3 separate regions of the Homo sapiens genome follow, and all the other regions are linked to region 3. Evidence: read pairs that join two places in POLR2A ChIA-PET (ENCODE). Cell type or tissue: HepG2. All regions are shown on one strand. Links, peaks and the distances in the headings refer to the core of each region. The heading gives the core; the rest is flanking DNA. Region 1 has its middle 33 kb from the start of LINC01485. Region 2 has its middle 13 kb from the start of LINC01485. Region 3 has its middle 19 kb from the start of C5orf47.

The links. ChIA-PET counts read pairs that join two places held together with the same protein. Peaks named below come from ENCODE experiments on the same cell type or tissue, not always from the same donor. Only the 100,000 strongest peaks of a DNase experiment are listed, where the experiment ranks them.
Region 1: POLR2A ChIA-PET joins it to region 3 with 44 read pairs; 5 of 35 experiments call an interaction of 5 or more read pairs at or near these places.
Region 2: POLR2A ChIA-PET joins it to region 3 with 17 read pairs; 5 of 35 experiments call an interaction of 5 or more read pairs at or near these places.

Annotation. Positions count from the first base shown.
Region 1 is chr5:173,821,929-173,826,928 of GRCh38, reverse strand. No RefSeq gene overlaps it. Among named protein-coding and RNA genes, the nearest start is that of LINC01485, 33 kb to the right of the region's middle. RefSeq lists a cis regulatory region at 4,105-4,507. In HepG2, for the core only: no CTCF peak of the experiment used is centred there; DNase peaks (open chromatin) are centred at 348, 2,578, 2,998, 4,268 and 1 weaker place; H3K4me3 peaks cover 2,293 bases.
Region 2 is chr5:173,798,624-173,809,350 of GRCh38, reverse strand. No RefSeq gene overlaps it. Among named protein-coding and RNA genes, the nearest start is that of LINC01485, 13 kb to the right of the region's middle. RefSeq lists an enhancer at 6,311-6,605. In HepG2, for the core only: no CTCF peak of the experiment used is centred there; DNase peaks (open chromatin) are centred at 2,530 and 2,930.
Region 3 is chr5:173,967,716-173,972,715 of GRCh38, reverse strand. No RefSeq gene overlaps it. Among named protein-coding and RNA genes, the nearest start is that of C5orf47, 19 kb to the left of the region's middle. RefSeq lists an enhancer at 4,209-4,872. In HepG2, for the core only: a CTCF peak has its summit at 1,611; DNase peaks (open chromatin) are centred at 2,305 and 2,995; H3K4me3 peaks cover 503 bases.

The sequences.
Region 1 (5,000 bases), core at 1-5,000, 150 kb after region 3:
GTGAATATTTTAGGTTTTGCAAGCCATATGGTCTTCGTCACAGCTACTCAACTCTACTGTTATAGCACAAAAACAGCCACAGATGATATGTATATGAGCGGGTATGGCTATGTTCCAATAAAACTTTATTTACAGAAGTATGGGGTGGGCCAGGTTTGGCCAGTGGGCCATGGTTTGCTGACGCCTGAGTGACAGTCCTTGCTCATGACCTCAAGGTTACCTTGAACTCTGCAAATTGTGAGATAATGAACCAATGTGAGTTCTTACATCCATTTTCCACCAAATATCAGCTACAACATGACCTCCCTAGCTGCTCAGAGTTAAATGATTTCACAGACTTTAATGGGTCACTGAGCTTTCATCTAGCCAAGGTTAAGGGTAACCAGCTTCTCTTTGGGGCCTGGTTAATTATTACCGTGCAAGTTTAAAGGGAATGACAGACAGGTAATTTTCTTACTAAAAATGACAACAGGAACCATACCAAGAACCAAGCAAGCCACTCTTAAACCCCCATTAGCTGGTGGGGTCATTTCTAATGGCACATTCACCGACGGGACAATCGTTCTGCTGGCCTATGCTAACCAGCAATTGAAATCAATGGGAGGCTCTGGGCACCAAAGCGGGTTTTTTTCTGGGCCACCTAACCCAGACCTTGTTTTTCCAGCTGACACTCTGCCTGTGTCAGCTAATTCCTGCTTTGGAAAATGCATTCCAGGGCTAATAAGGACTTTAAAGTCACACTATTTTCTCACCATGTTATTAAAACCCAAACGGCTTTGCTTATTCCTAACATGACCAGGAGGTTCTCTGGCTAGCTTAGAAATTGCCCGAATGTCACAGAAGCTGGGGTTTCAATTGGGAAGACAAATCATGAGGTTTATTTATTGATTTTATTAAATTAAGAATTTGTTTTTAAATTATTCAAGTGCTGTAATAGCAAAGCAGTGAGTTAGGTGCCATAAGAGAATCACATGAAGACCACGATTGGACTAGAAGGCTGACATGTTTGAAAATCTGCAAGGCAGCGTTCACCTGCACCACTTACTTACTTGTGGTAGGAAGCTGGGCAAACCTCTTCACTTCACTGAGCCTCAGTTTCCCCACGTGTGAAATGGCAACAATGAGACCAATTTCACGGTGTTGTCATTGATGGTGGCAACGTGTAAGTGCCCCTGAGGCCATTCCTGAATTGCAGCTAGCATGGAAGCAGGAAGGTCGTAGGTCTGGCCAAGCCAGAAATAGCTGAGAACTGGCTCCGGAAAACTGGCAGAATCAAACCCAAGCTGTGCTCCCCAGTGCTAATTGGGAATTCATCAGGAGAAACAATGACCAGCCAGAATAATTAGGAGAATGAGCTAATGGAACCTGCCCACCCCAAGCTTTGTTCATCCTAGGATGGCAACCAGTCCTCCCCCAGGCTGGTCCACAGCTGTCTCGAGGGAGGAGGGCTGTGTGGGGGCAGAGGCAGAGTGTGCCTCATTTCAGCATGCCTATCTTTATCTCCACCATCAGTTCTCACGAATGCTGCGCTGAGCTCACCAGACGGGGCAGCCGGGGCCAATCATCCAAGGCTTAGGGAGACCTGTGGATGCTGGCAGCAAGGCAGGGCCATAAGATGCAGACTAGAGCCAGGCGTTTCCCGGGCCCCTGCTCCTCAGTGGTGCAGCCACAAGCAGAATTTTCAGAAGCATGGATGGGATTTCCGACTTCATCTAGACTTCACATCCGCTTTGTTCAGAAAAGAAAACTCAGGCCCGGAGACGGATAGTTAGTGATTTGCCAAAGGTCGTGTAGACATCAGTATTGCTGCCATCCCAGGAGCCAGACTCAAATCTCCTTACTGACCTGTCTATCTCAACACCCTTTAGAAAGAGAGCCACCAACACTGGAGTTGGAGAGGCTAGGGGTTTGTTTGAACAGAGAAGGGATAGTGTGAGGTCAAGGATGCAAATTTCTAAAATTCTGAGCTGGGTTAAAAGAAAAATCTTTCTCTACTGTGGTAATATCCACATTGGAACAAGGGACCCTCCTCTCATCCCTTCATCACCAGACTATATTCAAGTCACGTATCCCCACCCAGAGGGAAAGGTTAGCTGCAGATGAAGAAGATGGAGCACAAACACTATTATTGCCTGATTCACTTTGTGGAAAATTTTCTAATCCTGGCCCTGCCATTTCCTGGCTGCGTGTCCTTGGGTAAGTTACTTCTCTGCTCTGAGCTCTGATTTCCCCACCTGCCAAACTGGGGTAGTGGTAGAATTGAGAATCTTTTGTAAGCTGTAATTTGTTAGATGAATGGAAGGTTTTGACCAAGGGGATTTTACATGTAAAGCAGACTGAGGCAGAGAATTTTTAGTTCATAGCAGGTGCCCCTGTTCCCTAAAAGAAGGCAAAGAAAAATAATGCCAGGCAGCTACCCCGCAGAGCCTGGAACCTCCTTCCTGTTTTAACAACCTCCCTGTAAACAGTCCAGGGGGTGATAAAGTCTCCTTCACTGAAATTCTGTGGTAAATTGCATTCCAGGCAGACTCACCAATCATTAGCCATGCGATCTTGTTTATCCTGCCCCAGCCTGGAATTTGGCCTCTTACAAAATCCCAGCTACAAAAGGAAAACAGGTTGGACCAAAACTGCTTAGTGAGTAAAGGAAGGCTTCCAAGAGGAAGGCTGGGGGATGTTTACTAAACAGATGCCAGGCCCAGGCCCACGCACCAGACCCTGGCCTGAAAGTTCCAGCTGACCTTCCTGTTGACATTGATTTGAAAGTTTGTGGTATGATCTGGCCCCCAGAGAGGATAGCTCCCAAACTTGGGTAATTGACTAGGCTCTGCCAAAAGTCAGGTCTCCGCTGCCAGTCATGGCCACATTGCCTTCCATTTGCCCAATGGAGGGATTAACATTTGTCGGGTACCTTGTATGGGGTGGGGATTGTGCAGTTCTCATCATTTCCCTCAGAAGTTTTGACAGAAGCATAACTTGAGTCTCTTCTGATCTATTGAGTCATTTGCCCAAGGTCATAGGGCCGGGAGGGTGAAATAGACAGGGGTGGCTGCTGTTTGTGTCGGCCGACACATTTCCTCCCCTCTCCACTTCTTAGGATAGCAGACCAAGATAGCCTGTCCACAGAGGCTGGGTGCAAGACCCAGGCTGATCCAATCCTAAGACCATATCCTCCTGGCAAAATCAGAGAGGAGCGTGCGACCAAGATGGGCCATTCAGATGCTGTTTCAAACATTTAACGTATGTAACTACATTTATGCCTCACGCAATGGACTGAATATTTCTGTCTCCCCAGATTTGTATGTTAAAATCCTAACCTCCAATGTGGTGATATTTGGAGATGGGTCCTTTGGGAGACAACTGAGTCATGAGAGTGGATCCCTCATGGAAGAGATTAGTGCCCTTATAAGAGGGACTCCAGAGAGCTCTCTTTCCTCTTTCCACCCTGCAATGACACAATAACAATCTGCAGCCTGCAGCAGGGCCCTGGAGCCAAACCATGCTGGCACCCTGACCTCAGGCTCCCAACCTCCAGAACTGTGAGAAATAAAGTTCTCTGGTTTATGGTACCTATTAGGTTGGTACAAAAGTAATTGCAGTTTTTGCCATTAGTTGTTTTTTTTGTTTGTTTGTGTGTTTGGTTTGTTTTGTTTTTCTTTTTTTTTTTTTTTTGTGAGATGGAGTCTCGCTCTGTCACCCAGGCTGGAGTGCAGTGGCATGATCTCGGCTCACTGCAAGCTCCGCCTCCTGGGTTCATGCCATTCTCCTGCCTCAGCCTCCCGAGTAGCTGGGACCACAGGCACCTGCCACCACGCCTGGCTAATTTTTCGTATTTTTAGTAGAGACGGGGTTTCACCGTGTTAGCCAGGATGGTCTCGATCTCCTGACCTCATGATCCGCCCACCTCGGCCTCCCAGAGTGCTGGGATTACAGGCGTGAGCCACTGCACCCTGCTTGCCATTAGTTTCAATCACAAGAACTGTAATTACTTTTGCATCAACCGTATAGTTATTGCAGCCCAAACTAAGATACCTCTTAGCAACCCAATGATATAGATCCTTACTGTACAGACAAACAGAGTTGTTATGTAACTTACTGGAGCTCACACAGCTAGTTAGTGGGAAGGCTAAGATTCAAACTCCAGAGCCCACACTCTTAGCCACTAGGCTAGCCTGAGCCTAGTGACTGTCCTCTTTCTGTTCCACCACAAAGCTTCTTGTGGCTTTGTTTTTCGTGAGAACGTCTAGTCCCTCCCCAACTCTGCTTTGAGGTGTTATTTAAACAATGTAATCGGGCCAATCTGCTTCTCATAATGCCTGACTCATTCTCTGTCTTCTACAGTGTCAAGTCCAAGTAGCATGTCTACTGTTGGGTCTGTGCTGCCTCCCCTCAATGGCTCACCCACACCCCCACACACATACACACCCACACACACACACCTGCTGACAGATCAGGCCACTGATGATTTCTGGAAAATGTCAGCTTCCTAGGGTGGCATCGTCCATACATATAATGCAAGTCACGTATGTAATTTTACATTTTCTAGCAGCTACATTAAAAAAGTAAAAAGAGGCCAGGCGCACCTGTAATCCTAGCACTTTGGGAGGCTGCGGCAGGCGGATCACGAGGTCAGGAGTTCGAGACCAGCCTGACCAACATGGTGAAACCTCATCTCTACTAAAAATACAAAAATTATCTGGGCATGGTGGCACGCGCCTGTAATCTCAGCTACTCAGGAGGATGAGGCAAGAGGATTGCTTGAACCCGGGAGGCGGAGGTTGCAGTGAGCCGAGATCACACTATTGCACTCCAGCCTGAGCAACAGAGCAAGACTCCATCTCAAAAAAAAAAAAAAAAGTAAAAAGAAACTGGTAAAATCCCTTTAGTAGCATATTAAATATATGTAAAATATTGACATTTCAACATGTAATCAACAGAAAACAAATTAGGAGTGAGTTTCTTGTTTTTGTTCTAAATTTTAGCAATCTGGCATATATCTT
Region 2 (10,727 bases), core at 1-5,000, 160 kb after region 3:
GTATGTATTAGATTGAACCACATGAAATAGTTTTGTACGTCAGAGATGGTTGAGTGCCTGCAATTTCAATGATTCAACCTAATATACGGCTCAAGGTCACACTGCAACTTTTTTGGCCAAAGATATGAAATGTTAAAAGATAAGTCATTATCATCTGGGGCCTTGAACATGCTGTTTTCATGTGTCATTCTTTTTTTTTTTCTCTTTTTTTTGAGACAGAGTCTCACTCTGTCGCTGAGGCTGGAGTGCAGGGGTGCGATCTCGGCTCACTGCAGCCTTGACATCCCAGGCTCAGGCGATCCTCCCACCTCAGCCTCTGGAGTAGCTGAGAGTACAAGCACATGCCGGTATGCCTGGCTAATTTTTGTAAATTTTTTTTTTTTTGGAGAGAGGGGGTTTTGCCATGTTGCTCAGGCTGGTCTCAAACTCCTGGGCTCAAGCAATTCTCCCACCTCACCCTCCCAAAGTGCTGGCATTACAGGCATGAGCCACCGCGCCCAACCTTCATGTATTATTCTTGAATCTAAAAGGAAAAAAGAATATGTATTTTTGTAGTGATTGCTGGAGCCCTCTTTCCTAGGTTGGCTGTGGTCAGTTTGCAGCACAGTCCTAATGTTAATGGTGAGTGTGTGGGGAGGCGGGGGAGGTTGCGGGGCGGGGATGGGTGTGGGTGTATGTTTTCAGTGAAGAAATCAAATTATTGTGTCACCCAAAGTTGCAAGGAGCCTGAGCATACATATTGGTGAGAGTGTGGGTTGGAAACAGGAATCTCGTTGCTGGATCTTTCTGCCAGGCTGACTGTGTAAGTAGGTGTAGTGCTTCACAGAAAAGCAGAACTCCTTAGGTTCCAGGCGCCAAGGAACTTCATTTCTCCTTATGACTGTCCTCACAAACCGCCAGCTGGACTCGGACTCCCTGACCCCTGGGACAAAAACCTTTGAGGGGTAGAAACTCAGCCACAATTTCTCTGATCATTCATCTTAAACAATAAGTCCTCTAGGGAGGCCAGCGAGGCTATGGAGGGAGCCTTGTGTGGTGCAGCAAGTGGGGCCAGGGGACAACTGATGGTTTAGCATTTGCAGATGAGTTCCCTATGAGCATGTGTAGTCCAAGTACACACTCCACATGCAGAAACACGCAAATGTGCATGCATGCACCATGCCCTTATGTAGAGATCATGTGTACAACTGCAGAGATCATTTCCACACACCATGCACACAGGTGCATATCTATGCATTTACATCCCAGCCTCATATTCTCTCCACAGGCACAAAGACTCATACACCAGCACCTTCTTCCAATATATCACACCTACCAAGCACATACTTGCATATGTAGTACATTGATATAGCAATATACCCACAGAAAACATTTCTGTGGTAATTTTGCAAAGATCCCAAGAAGCTGAAAACAAACATTAGGTGGCATATTCTCTGTCCATTCTAAAGTGAGGAGCTTGGGCTCTCACCAGCTTGAGAATCCTGGCATAGCCAGGCCATGTGGAGTAGCGGGCACGCTGTGAGGGACAAGAGATTACAGCGAGCTCAGAAGCAGAGCAAGGTATTTATCTTCCCCCTCCCCATTGAGTAGAACTAGAACAAGGATTTGATTTTGCCTTAAATCAAAAAGCCTCTCTTTTGGTTTTGCCTCTTAGCTGAATGCAAGGGGGAAAAGCGGGAGAGATTCCTGCCAAGATTATCGCATTTGTGAATCGAGGTTACTTCCCCCTCATCTTTGCACATGGGCCACATGAGCAGCCCATGTGAGTCTTAAGTAGCTGCCATGTGACCCACTCATTCTCGTGTCTGCGGTGTTACAGGGCAATTAGAACGATCGCATCAAGGTCACTTTGTGTGTATGTGTGCGTGTGCGTGCGCGCATGTGTGTGTATGTGTGTTTGGGCCCTCGGAGAGGACAATCAGGTGTGTGAATGAATGTCACTGGAATATGTCTTGGAGTCCAGTGGTCCATTTCCGTGGCAACGCAAAACGAAAGCCTGGGAATCAGGGAAATGCTGCCAGTTGCTATGGTCAAGGCCTGGCTCACTATAGGGGAGGAAGGAAAATCCCAGCTCAAGTGGGGAGGTTTGCGGAGAGGTTTGTTCTCTGCTTGTAAAGAACATGCTGTTCTTTCTGCTGCGTGTGACCGGCAAATCCAGTGTCTGGGGGACCAGCATTTGCACTTCTACTGACCTTTTCTCAGAGGATCCAGGACCCCACCCCGGTACCCTGGACAAACCCAGCCCTGTTAGTAAAGGTGCTAGCTGAAGGGTCTAGTTGCTGGGCAGGCTCTTCAGGAGATCGCTAAAGAAATGGGGAAAAGATCTACTTCTGCAGTTTGGGCCAATGCCATGCAATTACCCAGTAAATCCACCCAGCACAGTTGATTGTGAGGCAATTGCAACAGCAATGCCCTTTCCTCTAGGAAAGATGCAACACGGAGAGTCTCGGCCATTCATTGACTCTTACAGCTGGAAAACTCACGCAGGTCACAGCCTCTTTGCAGACGTGCACACTGATTCACTGGATACATATTTACTGAAGATCTACCATGTGCTTGGCACTGGGCTCTTGAGAAACATCAGTGCAAGAGTCAGGCAAGGTCCCTGACCCCATAGAGCTGACATTTTAGGGAGTCAATAGACAATGTAAAAGAACAGTCAGTGAGACGTATAGTGTATCAGATGGTGATAGACAAGTATAGCAAGGTAAAGGGTAGAAAAGGAGGTAGATCAGTGGAGGGATATGACTCCTCATAGAGGGGGCACAAAGATCTCTCCAATAATACGGTCTGTGAGTAGAGATCTGCACAAATGGAGGAAGCATACCATGGTTATATCAGCAGGAAGAGGGGCCCTGGAGAGGGAGTGCAAAGGCCCTGGGGCAAGAGCCTGCAAGCATATGCAAACAACTGCAGGAAGGCGGAGAAGCTGGAGCAGGGTGAGCCAATGGGACCATGGTAGCAGTTAAAGTCTCAGATATGACAGTGCCAGAGTATGTGGACTTACAGGCACTGCAAGGACTTTGCTTTCACCCTGAGTGAAAAATGAGGCCATAGGATGTTTTGATGGGAGAAAGGATATGATCTTCAGTTTTTAAAGGATCACTCCGTTTGCTGTGTCAGGAATACATTGTTGAGAAGGGGGTTCAAGATAAATGCAAGGAGATCACTGACAAGTCAATAACAGTAATCCAGGCAAAGGGTTTTGGGCTTGGAATGAGATGATAGCAGTGGAATGAAGTGGGTAGATTCTGAAGGCTGAACAGATGGGATTTACCGATAGCTCAAATGGGGGACATGAGAGAAAGAGAGAAGGTAAGGATGATTCCCAGATTTTTGGTCTAAACAATTGGAAGTGGAGTTGTCGTTTACTGAGATAGGATTCTTTTTAGATGTACTAAATTGGATGTCTTCTATTTGTTTATTAAAATGTTGAGTTAGACATTCAAGTGGAAGCATCAAGGAGAGAGTGGATATATAATGGTCTGGATTTCAGGGGAGAGGTGCAAGGTGGAGAGCTGTATTATGTATGTATCTATGGTATTAATGTATGCATTAATGGGATGTGGAGCCATGAGTCTGGCTGAGGCCTCCTACGGAGTACGTACAGATAGAAAAGGGAAGAGAAGGAATCACTGGGTCCCAAGCACATTAGCATTGACGGGTCAGGAAGCTGAGGAGGACCAGCAAAGGAGATTGAGACGTTGAGGGTGGGGAGGTACAAGGAGAACCAAGAGAGAGTCCTGTCCCTGAAGCCAGGTGAAGAAAAGGTTTCAGGAAGAAAAGAAGGAACAACTGCAACAAAGGCCACCGACAGTCAAGATGGGACTCCTGGATTCAGCACTGGAGAGGCCCAACAATAGCTCCCAACACAAAGCCTCCTTTGAAGAGTGAGTGCTGTTACCTTTTTAAACATTTGTTTCATTCATTTATTTCAACCGATGTTTATTGAGCATTCAGGATAATACAAGCAAAGATATAACATTTGTTAAGTACATACCACGTATCAGGCACTGGATTTTACATTAGTATCGCATGCAAGACTCAGGTTCACCCCAAGAGACTGGTAACGTTGTTCTTTCCATTTACATCAGAGTTCAGGTTGTAACCCAGGCCTCTCTTCTCAAAAGTCCAGATTCTTTTTCTTTTTTAAAATTGTAGTTTAAAAAAAAACACATAACATGAAATTCACCATCATAACCATTTTTGAGTGTACAGCTCAGTGGTGTTAAGTGTACCCGCATTGTTGTGCGACCCACTTCCAGAACTCTTACATCTTGCAAAACTGAGACATATGTATGAAACAACTCTCCACGTCCCCTCGCCCAGCCCTGGCAACCACCATTCTACTTTCTGTCTCTTTGAGTTTGACTACTTATATAAGTGGAATCATACAACATTTGTCTTTTTGTGACTGACTTATCGTAGTACCCTCAATTGTCTTTTTGTGACTGACTTATCATAGTACCCGAGATTGCACTACACTTAGCGTAGTGCCCTCAATTTTCATCCACATTGCAGCACGTTATCAGAATTTTCTTCCTTTTTAAGGCTAAATAATATTCCATCGTATGGATATACCACATGTTGTTTATCGACTCATCTGTCAATAGACACTTGGGTTGCTTCCTCCTTCTGGCTATTGTGAAGAGTGTTGCTATGATCATTTGTGTACAAGTATCTGTTTGAGTCCTTTCTTTCAATTATTTTGGATATACAGTCAATCCTTGGTATCCATAGTTTCTGCATTCGTGGATTCAACCAACTGTGGATGTAAAATATTCAGGAAAAAAGTGTGTCTGTACTGAACATGAGCAGACACTTTTCCTTGTGATTATTCCCTAAACAATATAACAACTATTTATACAGAACTTATATTTATTAGGTATTATAACTAATCTAGAGATGATCTAAAGTATACAGGAGAGGTTGGGCATGGTGGCTCACACCTGTAATCCCAGCACTTTGGGATGCCTAGGCGGGCAGATCACCTGAGGTCAGGAGTTCCAGACCAGCAACATGACAAAACCTCATCTCTACTAAAAATACAAAAAAAAAAAAAAAAAAAAATTAGCTTGGCACGGTAGCATGTTCCTGTAATCCCAGCTACTCGGGAGGCTGAGGAACGAGAATTGCTTGAACCTGGGAGGCGAAGGTTGCAGTGAGCCGACATTGCACCACTGCACTCCAGCCTGGGTCACAGAGCAAGACTCCATCTTAAAAAAAAAAAATAGTAAAAAGAGTATACCGGAGAATGTGCCTAGGTTATAAGCAAATACCAAACCATTTTATATCAGGACTTGAGCATCCTTGAATTTTGGTATCTGAAAGAGAGTCTAGAACCAATATCCTACAGATCAATACCAAGGGATGACTATATACTGAAGTCTGGATTTTATTTATTTATTTATTTTGAGACAGGATCTCACTCTGTCACCCAGGCTGCAGTGCAGTGGTGTGATCTTGGCTAACTGCAGCTTCAACCCCCTGGGGCCCAAGTGATCCTGCCACCTCAGCCTCCCAAGTTGCTGGGACTATAGACACATGCCAACATGCTTGGCTAATATTTAATTTTTTGTGGAGATGGGGTCTCCCTATGTTACCCTGGCTGGTCTCAAACTCCTAGGCTCAAGCAATACTCCCTCCTAGCCCTCCCAAAGTGCTGGGATGACAGGTGTGAGCCACTGCACCTGGCCAAGTCTGGATTCTTAATCTGTCCACTATTAACACAACGATAGCCAAGGGAGGGGTGGTCCCACCTAAATAGAGCACCTCTGGCAGGAAACACAGACACCGAACAGGTAACTCCAGGAATTCTGAGTGCTATCCACAAAAATGAAGGTGTAGAGTCACCACAGACAGGAATGCCTACTGTGTGACTTGAAGGAGAAGAGAATGATGAAGAAGATCCAAACACTGCCCGCAAAATTCTCCCAGAGTATTAAATGGTAGCCAACCTCACTAATCAAAGGGACTTACAAGTTTAGATGGGAAGGTCTTATGATCTTAATGTGCCTGGGGCAGATGGAGTAAATATTTTAGATCTAGAATAGTAAAATAATGATGATGATAATGATGATAACTATCCTTTACTGAGAGTTTATCCTGAGCTGGATACAGTGTTAAAAGCTTAAGACGCATTATCCTGTTGAACCCTTACAATGACCTTGCAATGTAAGAACCGTTATTATCCTCCTTTTACAGATGGAGAAACTGAGACTGAGGGAGGTGAGCTCCTTCATTCAAGGCGTGCCGCTGGCATCAGAGTTGGGGTTGAGCCAGCTCTGCTGACCCTCAGGCCAATGCCCTTGGAAACCACCACCCTGCCCACCCTTGGCCCCTGCCCACAGACCCCTGCGCCAGTGTCTCCCATGGCAAGCTGAGTGAATGAGGCTTAGGTCCAAGGGGCAGCATGGGCCACGCCCCATTCCCCAACAGGGCAGAGCCTTTGCCATGCACAGCCACAGTGGATTTCAACACTCTGATTTCCTCATCTTCCTTTCCCAACGTGTGACCTGCTGATCCAACATGTGACCAGGCAGGGGCAAATGGGCTGAGATATGAGAAGGGGACAGGCCTCACCTCTTTCCTGGACTCCCACACTCACCTCCCCACAGCTCCCGTGGATTCCAGTGTCTTCCCTGGCAATCTCTGCTCCACAGCAGCTCGAGGGAGCTTGTATTTTATTTTATTTTTATTTTTATTTTTTTGAGACAGAGTCTCACTCTCTCTCTCAGGCTGGAGTGCAGTGGCGCGATCTCAGCTCACTGCAAGCTCCGCCTCCCGGGTTCAAGCGATTCTCCTGCCTCAGCCTCCCGAGTAGCTAGGATTACAGGCATGAGCCACCATACCCTGCTAATTTTTTAAATTTTAGTAGAGATGGGGTTTTGCCATGTTGGCCAGCCTGCTCTCGAACTCCTGGCCTCAAGTGATCCGCCTGCCTTGGCCTCCCAAAGTGCTGGGATTACAGGCGTGAGCCACCATGCCTGGCCTGAAGGAGCTTTTAAAAGTGTCAGTTTGATTATGTCACCCCGCAGCTACATTTTTTTGTAATTTGTCTGCTGCTTAGAATAAGAGTCACACTCCCTGCTCTGGCCTCGAGGCCCCACATGCAACTGCCTCCCCCCAACCTAGCTCTCCTGCCTGACCTCTCTCCACTCTGCTCCAATGTCCCTTCCCAATGAGGCCTTCCACAGCCATCTCAGGTGCATTCACTCACTCTCCATCTCCACCCAGTTACTCTCTAGCACATAACCTTTTTTTAAAAAAAGTCATTTTTTTAGCTGGGCACGGTGGCTCATGCCTGTAATCCCAGCACTTTGGGAGGCTGAGGCGGGTGGATCACAAGTTCAGGAGTTCGAGCCCAGCCTGGACAACATGGTGAAACCCCCATCTCTACTAAAAATACAAAATTAGCCAGGCATGGTGGCGGGCACCTGTAGTCCCAGCTACTCGGGAGGCTGAGGCAGAAGAATTGCTTGAACCCAGGAGGCAGAGGTTGCAGTGAGCCGAGATCATGCCACTGCACTCCAGCTTAAGCAACAAAGGGAGAACCCATCTCAAAAAAAAAAAAGTCATTTTTTTGGTGGTAAAGCATACATATATAAAATGTATCTTTTTAGCCACTTTTAAGTATATGCTTCAGTGGCAGTAAGTTCATTCCCATTGTTGTGTGACCATCACCACCATTTGTCTCCAGTCGTTTTATTCATGCCAAAGAGAAACTCTATACTCATTGAACAATAATTCTCCGGCCCCTGGTAACTTCTACTCTACTTTCTATCTCTGTGAATTTGACTACTCTGGGAATCTCATATAAGTGGAATTACACGGTTTGTGTCCTTTTGTCACTGGCTTATTTCCCTTAGCATAGTATCCTCAAAGTCCATGCATGTTGTAGCATGTGTCAGAATTTCCTTTCTTATTAAAGGTGAATGTAGATACCCACATTTTGTGCATCCATTCATCTGCTGATGAACAGGAAGGTTGTTTCCAACTTTGGGCTGTTGTGAATAGTGCTGTACGCAGCTGTGAACAAGTGTCGGGTGTTGCACAAGCTTTTGTATTGTGTCTCTAACACACCACTGCTTGAAATGATTTTGCTCATTGCTTTGTTTGCTGACTTGTTTTCTGTCTCCCTCCGGTCATCTCCTTGGATACAGGAGCCTTGCCTGTTTGGCATTCGATTGTCATCACAGGCCCATAACGGTGTCCTGCTTATGCTAGGTGCTCAACAAATATTTCCTTTTTTTTAATCGAGACAGAATCTCACTCTGTTGCCCAGGCTGGAATGCAGTGGTGCGATCTCGGCTCATTGCAACCTCTGTCTCTTGGGTTCAAGTGATTCTCCTGCCGTAGCCTCCTGAATAGCTGGGACTACAGGTGTGCACCACCATGCCCGGCTAAGTTTTGTATTTTTTGTAGCACTGGCATTTTGCCATGTTGACCAGGCTGGTCTTGAACTCCTGACCTCAGGTGATCCGTCCAGCTCGGCCTCCCAAAGTGCTGGGATTATAGGCATGAGCCACTGCACCCGGCCTCAATAAACATTTTTGAATGAAGGATGAATAACACTGCAGATGGCCCAGCCTGTTGGGCACAGGCCTAATCACCACTTCTAAGTGAGTACGTGTCTGAAACACTAAAATGCTCACAGGCATTCACAGGCAGCATTTTAAAAATTTCATTTATTTGTCAAATTTAATATAACATTTCCAAGAGTAACATGTACCCTGTGGTCCATGGAAACGAAAGGTGTGTGTGCAATCAACAAAACCACAGGGACTGAGAGAGCAAGGTTAAATGTAGGAATCCAAGGAGTATTCCACCGATCCGCCAGAGCGTGTCTGTGCTGCTTAAGTCAGATAAGGCGAAGGTTTGGAATGTCCTGAGACAAGGGAGTGGTATTCGCCTCCCTCATAAAAACTCACCACCATGTTTTGGGCACATGTTCTTTGCCAGTGTCTGATTATCTGGGACTGCTGTGAATAGGAAGATCGTTTCAGGGGAGAAAGCAGCCCCTTAAGCACCAATGAAACAACAGCATCATCATGCCCAAAACTCTTTCCTCAGCATAGCAGTGTCAGAAATAGCAGCCAGGACTCCTGCATTCAGCCTGCTTTGCCACCCTTGGTTGGGACTGGATGGGTGTTGCTTGTCCTTTTTGCTATTCATGGCTTCTTGCTTTTTCTGAGCCAACCAAGGTCCAATCTCCCGTATATCCTTTTCCTCGCATGTGTGTATGTGAAAGTGTGTGAGACAGAGTGCCTGTGTGTATGTATGAGTGTGTGAGTATGTGTGAGACTGTGAAGGGATGTGGGGTGGAAGGGTGTATAGAAGTGTATATATGGGCTGGGCGCGGTGGCTGACGCCTGTAATCCCAGCACTTTGGGAGGCTGAGGTGGGTGGATTATCTGAGGTCGGAAGTACGAGACCAGCCTGACCAACATGGAGAAACCCCGTCTCTACTAAAAATACAAAAAAATTAGCTGGACGTGGTGGCACATGCCTGTAATCCCAGCTACTTGGTGGGCTGAGGCGGGAGAATCGCTTGAACAGGGGAGGCGAGGTTGTGGTGAGCCAAGATCATGCCTTTGCACTCCAGCCTGGGCAAGAAGAGTGAAACTCTGTCTCAAAAATAAATAATTAGTTAATTAATTAATTAATTAAAAAATAAGTGTATATATGTACATGTGTGTGGATGTGTGTGTGTGTGTGTGTGTGTGTTTTAACTGCAGTGACATTGGATAAGTCACTTAAACTCTTTGAGCCTCTTTTTTGTTGTTCATAAAAACAGACAAATGAAAAAAGCTCCTCCCTGCCCGGGGATGTGTGAACTCAGTGGGTAACATCTGTGGGCATTCCACATGGTGCTGGGCACATGGCAAGTGTTAATAAATGATACCTGTCACTTTCAGACTCTCTATCACGCAATCTCCTGACCAAGAATCTAGCTGTCAGTCACCTCTTAAGCTACATAAACTACACTCTGCTTTTATTCAGCTGGGGGTAGAGTGCAAAGAGGGGATATTTGTTGAAGGAATGGAAGAGACAGTTTTCTATGCTGACAGCATATCAGAGTGGCACATTTTCTCACTTCACTTTGTGTTTTATGTCCATTTTCTCACTGGATCCTCACTTCAGCCCTGTGTAGTTGCTTTAGTGATAACCAGTTTACAGATGGGAAGCTTGAGGCTCAGAGAACAACAGATCACACATCCAGCAAGTAGCAGAGCAGGCATTTGACTCCAGACCTGGGCACTTCAAAGCCACCGTTCCCTCTACTCTCCAACACTGAAGGATGGCTCTGGAGTCAGCCAAAATGCCTGCTGGGGAGGTTGTGTGCCAGGCAGGGGACACAGGATAACCAAAGGCCAGGAGAAGAGAGAAATAATATGTATGTGATTCTGGAGCCCAAGGAGAATGTGAGGAGAGAAAGGGTGAGGCTTGAATTTAGGGTGAGGTTGAATTTTGCAGAGCCTTGAAGTCTGCATTGAGACGTTTAGGATTTATTTCAACAGAGAACCTAGACCAGATTTGAGTTTAAGCAAAGTGATTTTGACACATCCAATAAAAATGATCATAGAGCTACCCCCAAGGAAGAATCCTGGAGAAATAGCAGTGGCCTGGGCTGGGGCAGCTCTCGGAGAAGCTGGCTGGGAAAGCCACCACCCGCCAGGATCCTGCTGGAGCCTCATGCTGACCACCCGGCTCTAGGGCCCAGTTGC
Region 3 (5,000 bases), core at 1-5,000:
CCCCAGGACTGCTCTGTGAGGGAAAGAGGCCCAGGCCAATTCTATGTGTTGAGGGGAAGAGAGATTTCCTTTTTTATAATAAACAAATTGTGGGCCGGGTGCGGTGGCTCACGCCTCTAAATTCCAGCACTCTGGGAGGCCGAGGCGCGCGGATCACCTGAGGTCAAGAGTTGGAGACCAGCCTGGCCAACATGGCGAAACTCCGTCTCAACTAAAAATATAAAAATTAGCCAGGTGTGGTGGCGGGCGCCTGTAATCCCACCTGTTCAGGAGGCTGGGGCGGGAGAATCGCTTGAACCTGGGAGGCAGAGGTTGCAGTGAACCGAGATGGCGCCACTGCACTCCAGCCTGGGCGACAGATCAAGACTCCATCTCAAAAAAAAAAAAAAAAAAAACCACACACAGAAATTGATATATTTTAAATGTGTATGTTAAACAAATAAATAAATGCTATTAACCCTCAAAGTACAATGTAACATCCTTGTGCTCTTGTTGAGAATTAGGGGAAGATTGGATTCTTTGTGGGTTACCACAGAGGGTGTGATAATGGTACCAAGTTGAAAGGTGTTCAGGGCTCAATGCTATGATACCAGGCAGTGGAGCTCTATGGCTATTGTTCAGCCTTCAGATAATGTCAGCTGTCTCCATTTTCAGTCCTTTGTGAATGAAAGGACCCTGGGCCCAGGGGACCTGGCCCAACCCTGAAGGAATGGGAGGGCCCCACCCCTACAGGGAACTGAGATACAATTCTCTAGACCTGGTAGCAGGAAAACTGAGTGTTTCCTCCCTCCCCCTGCTGCCTCCACACCACAAAACCAACACAGACACACACCTGGGTTTTGCGCCCAGTCTCTTAATTAAGTTGCCTGCATCATCACTTCCATCTCATTTTCCTTCCAGAACCGCCCTTCCCGCCCCCGCCAAATTAGAGCACCGCTTGATCAGAATTAGAGTCTGTTTCATGCAACTAAGTATTAATACCACTCCTTACTTGTTGAAGCAGGATCTCATACCCTTTCAGATAAGCAAAGAATTTCAATGAGACTTCAGAGGACAGGGAGGGGATTGGGGTAACAGTCTCCCTTTGTAATCGATACCTTCCTTTTGAAGGTTCTGTGTGTCTAGGCAGGATTAGAACTGGCCTTGTTTCCTTCTGACTTCATGAAAGTTTTGCCTTTGCTGAAGTGTTCCAAGGGAACGAGATTAGTAATGCGTTGTAAATTGTGTTTCCTCCCAAAATAGTAGGGCACGTGGGACTTTGCCAACTCTCAAGTCACGCGCACGTGTCTTCCTCACTGCCCACGTTCTCTCTGACACGAAGAGCTAACGTGGCCCGGTTCTGCTGCCATCCTCCACTGACACCAGTGACACCAGCGCCACTGCTATCCCCTCCTAAGGGCTTCTCCTGCCCCACTCGGGCTCCTTTACAATCTATTCTTCCCACAGTTGTCCTGGTGATCGCAAATCAGTCCCATTCCTCCCCTGCAGCTACTCTTCACTGACTCTCCCTCTGTGTAATTAGAAATAAAATCTAAAGTCTCTACTGGGCTAACAAGGTCTTGTCTTGTGCAGCCCCTCCACCTCTCTGAGCTCAGGTGCGCCCCCTGGCTCACTGTGCCCGGCCACACTGCTCTTCCTTGCACATTTATCAAGCTCAGTCTTGCCCCAGGACACTTGCACGTGCTATTTCCTCTGTCCAGAATACTTTCTCCTCACAGTTTAGCATGGCTTGTGTTTTCTCATTATTCAGATGTGTTTAAATCTCACCTGTCAAGGAGGCCTTCTCTAATCGCCCAGTTAACATAGCCCCACTCCTTCCTAGTCTGCACTGTATTAGCTGGTTTAATTTCCTCGAGGCTTAGCACTAATGTTTTCCTACTTATGTACGTGTTTACTTGGTGACCGTCTGATGAGTTCCCTTTCCCAGGACATAAATGCCAAGGGAACAGGGACTTTGCTGGATTTGTCCCCACAATGTCCCCAGAGCCTGGGACAGTGCAAATACTTGTTGGATGAATGACTGAATGAATAAAGAAACTCCCTGATGCAATGCTCTTTTGCAGATCAACAACTTTGGGTAACAGTTATAAAGTCGCAAATTCAGATTAGTGGTTCTGTGCATAACAGTAGTGCCTTATCTTTTCACGGCATTCTTTCCCGAGATCTTCCCAATGACGCCCATCACATTTCACTAAGGCTGCACTGCTGAAGCTGAAGTGACTCACCAAAATCCGACACAGCAACACACACACACACACACACACACACACACACACACACACATACATCCCAGGGCTCAAACCCAGGCCTTTGTCTCCAGAACATAAATGCCAAGAGGACAGAGCCTTTACCTGTCTTGTCCCCACAGCATCCTCGGGGCCTAAGAATAACAAATATTTGTTGAAGAAATAAATAGATGAATGAATGAGCAAACTCCCGGATGGAATTTTTTCCCTGGGACTAAGGCAAATTCTAGAAAACAGATTCCAGCCTCATCTGGCTGGTCTGCTCAGACATAGAGGGGAGCCAGCCCTTCCTTTGCTTTTGTCCTCCCTGTCCCTAGGGCCTGGGTCAGGCAGGAGGCCCACCCACAACCCCCCCAGGCTCTGCTCTCCCTGCCGCTGCACTCATTCTGACAGCGTTACTCCCAGGTCTGAACGTTCACGGCTTTCTCAAGAACTAACTTCTATGGAGAAGCAGTAGCATGGAGCCCACTGGATAGCTTGGTAGAGATGTAGTCTCAGGCTCCCAGCGCTGCTGACTCGCAACCTGTATTTTGACAAGATCCTCAGGTGAACTTTTTGCCTGTACTTCTCTGAGTGCTCCAGGCTACCTTTATCAGGCATTCTGATATCCACTTTCCTTGTGAAACATCCAGCCTTGGGGCCCCATAAGCTGTGGGCCTCTAATCCTGAAGCACAGCCCTCCTCTGCATGGCAATTTTGAAAGCCGGTCTAAGAAAGAGAGCTCACATAGGGATCCTGTTAGTCACCCATTCAGCAAACATTTAGTAAGTGCTTACCAGGAGCAAGGCACATGATGGGTCCTGAGGACACAGGCGAGCAAGAGAATGTTTGTTTCCTCCCCCAAGAAAGGTAAACAAATGATAGGCAGTGACAATTATGCATCCTATTTAGTGCTGAGTCAGGAGTGCTTCTGATAACAAATAAAACATGATGGCCAGGAGGGCTTCAGAGAGACCCAGGAAGTCCTCTCAGAGGGAGGAGGTGATGGTGATGTGCCAGCTGACTGCAGAAGGAGAAGTGAGGAGCCAGCTCCACGTGGAGCTGGGTCGAAGCAAGGAAGGGAGCAGGGCAGGAGCAGGCAGAGACTTTCCTAGGAGGCAGGTGAGAGGACGGTGCACCAGGGAAGGGGACCTGCATTACCAGAACGGTGGCCCAGGCAGAGCGGCGGCAGCCCGCCGTCAAGAAGGGGAAATAGAAGGGCAGGCTGGGAGCCAGGGCCAGGTCTTGCAAGGCCTTGGGGTGGATTTGATTTCCAGGGCAATGAGCCACTGCTGTTGGGGTGTTTTGCAAGGCAGGGGCAGAGGCGGTCAGGTCTCTGTTCCACCCTAGCTGCGGGGGTGGAGGCTGGAGGCTATATCTCCATCTCTCTGAGAGGTGAGGGGACTTTCCTTAGGTAGTTGGGGCCAACAATGGTCAGATCTGGGGCAATAATGTTAATGATACTGGGGACCCCTCATGATTATGACTGAAGCACATTTTTCGTGAATACCTTGTTAAATCCTAACCTCAAACCAGTGATGAAGATATTATTTGCCCCTTCTAATGCATGAGAAAGCCGATTCTTAGAGGTTACCTAATGTGGTCTGGGTCACTCGGTCCGTCAGCAGTAGTCCAAGGATAGAAACCCCGTTGGTATCACCCCAAAGCCAAGTCCCTAACCACAATGCTTCCTGTCTTTGGCGTTTGAGCCCAGCTATGCCTAACTCCCAGAAGCAAGTCAGGTCTACTATCCCACATGGTGTCTGGGCTCCCTTCACCCACCTTTTGCAGTTTATAAGGACAAAGGGGAAAAAATTGCAGAACTAAAAATTCTGTTTCCTCAAAGGCAGTATCACTGAGCTGTCGCTGAAGGACACAGGGCCTAATTTCCAACTCCTCTTCCCACCTCCTGATTCTTTCTCTAAAGGGAAAGATTTGGGGCTTATCCAAAGTTTCCAGAAAACCAGTCCCAGGACACAGCCCCTCTGGAGTTTCTGTCCAGTTTGGTAGCACACATTCAACCCCCTCTGCTGCCGCTCATGACTCCCAGACGTGGGCGGAATCCTCCAGTTCCTAAGATGGAAAGAGGGAGACAGCAAGAGCTGGGCACTGCGGTAGCAGCAGGGCCTGGAGTCGCAGAGCCTTCTCGGTCACCATGGCAACTGTTGTAGGCTGGATGGGGTGGGAGCCAGAGAATCCACAGGAGGAAAGGAATGTGGGAGAGGGGCATCCCGGGGTTCCTAGCCCCTGCACTGGGCAGTGACCCTGCCACCCACCTCTGCCCTCAACTCAGCACTGGGACTGGCACTTTGTCAGTGGATAGATAATAGTAGCAAACAACGATGATGATAATGAGTTAACACTTACTGAGTGCTTACTCCGTGCTAAACACAGTGCTACGTGCTACCAGCATCAGATGATAGACCCCGGCTTCCAACCATTATGGAGCTCCACTCTCCATGTAGAATTCAAAGGAAAGAATATTACAAAACGTGTATAAGGAAAGCCAAGAAAAAAATTCCAGTTTTTCCCCATTATGGGTGATAACTGTGTTAATGCAAAATTGCCCCACCCTGGGGAGAACGATGAGGGTGTGATCAGGAGTGTGGAAGGCCTTAGATCCCTAGTTATGGGCCGTGTGTGTAGAGGGTGCTGTTACCTTCTGGACACAAAATTACATGCAATAGTTAAATTCTTCTCCTCTCTCTTCTTGACCTCCTCATTCTCCCTACTCTCCCCCTTAAACTCCTCCTCCTCACCCTCCGACACCCCTTA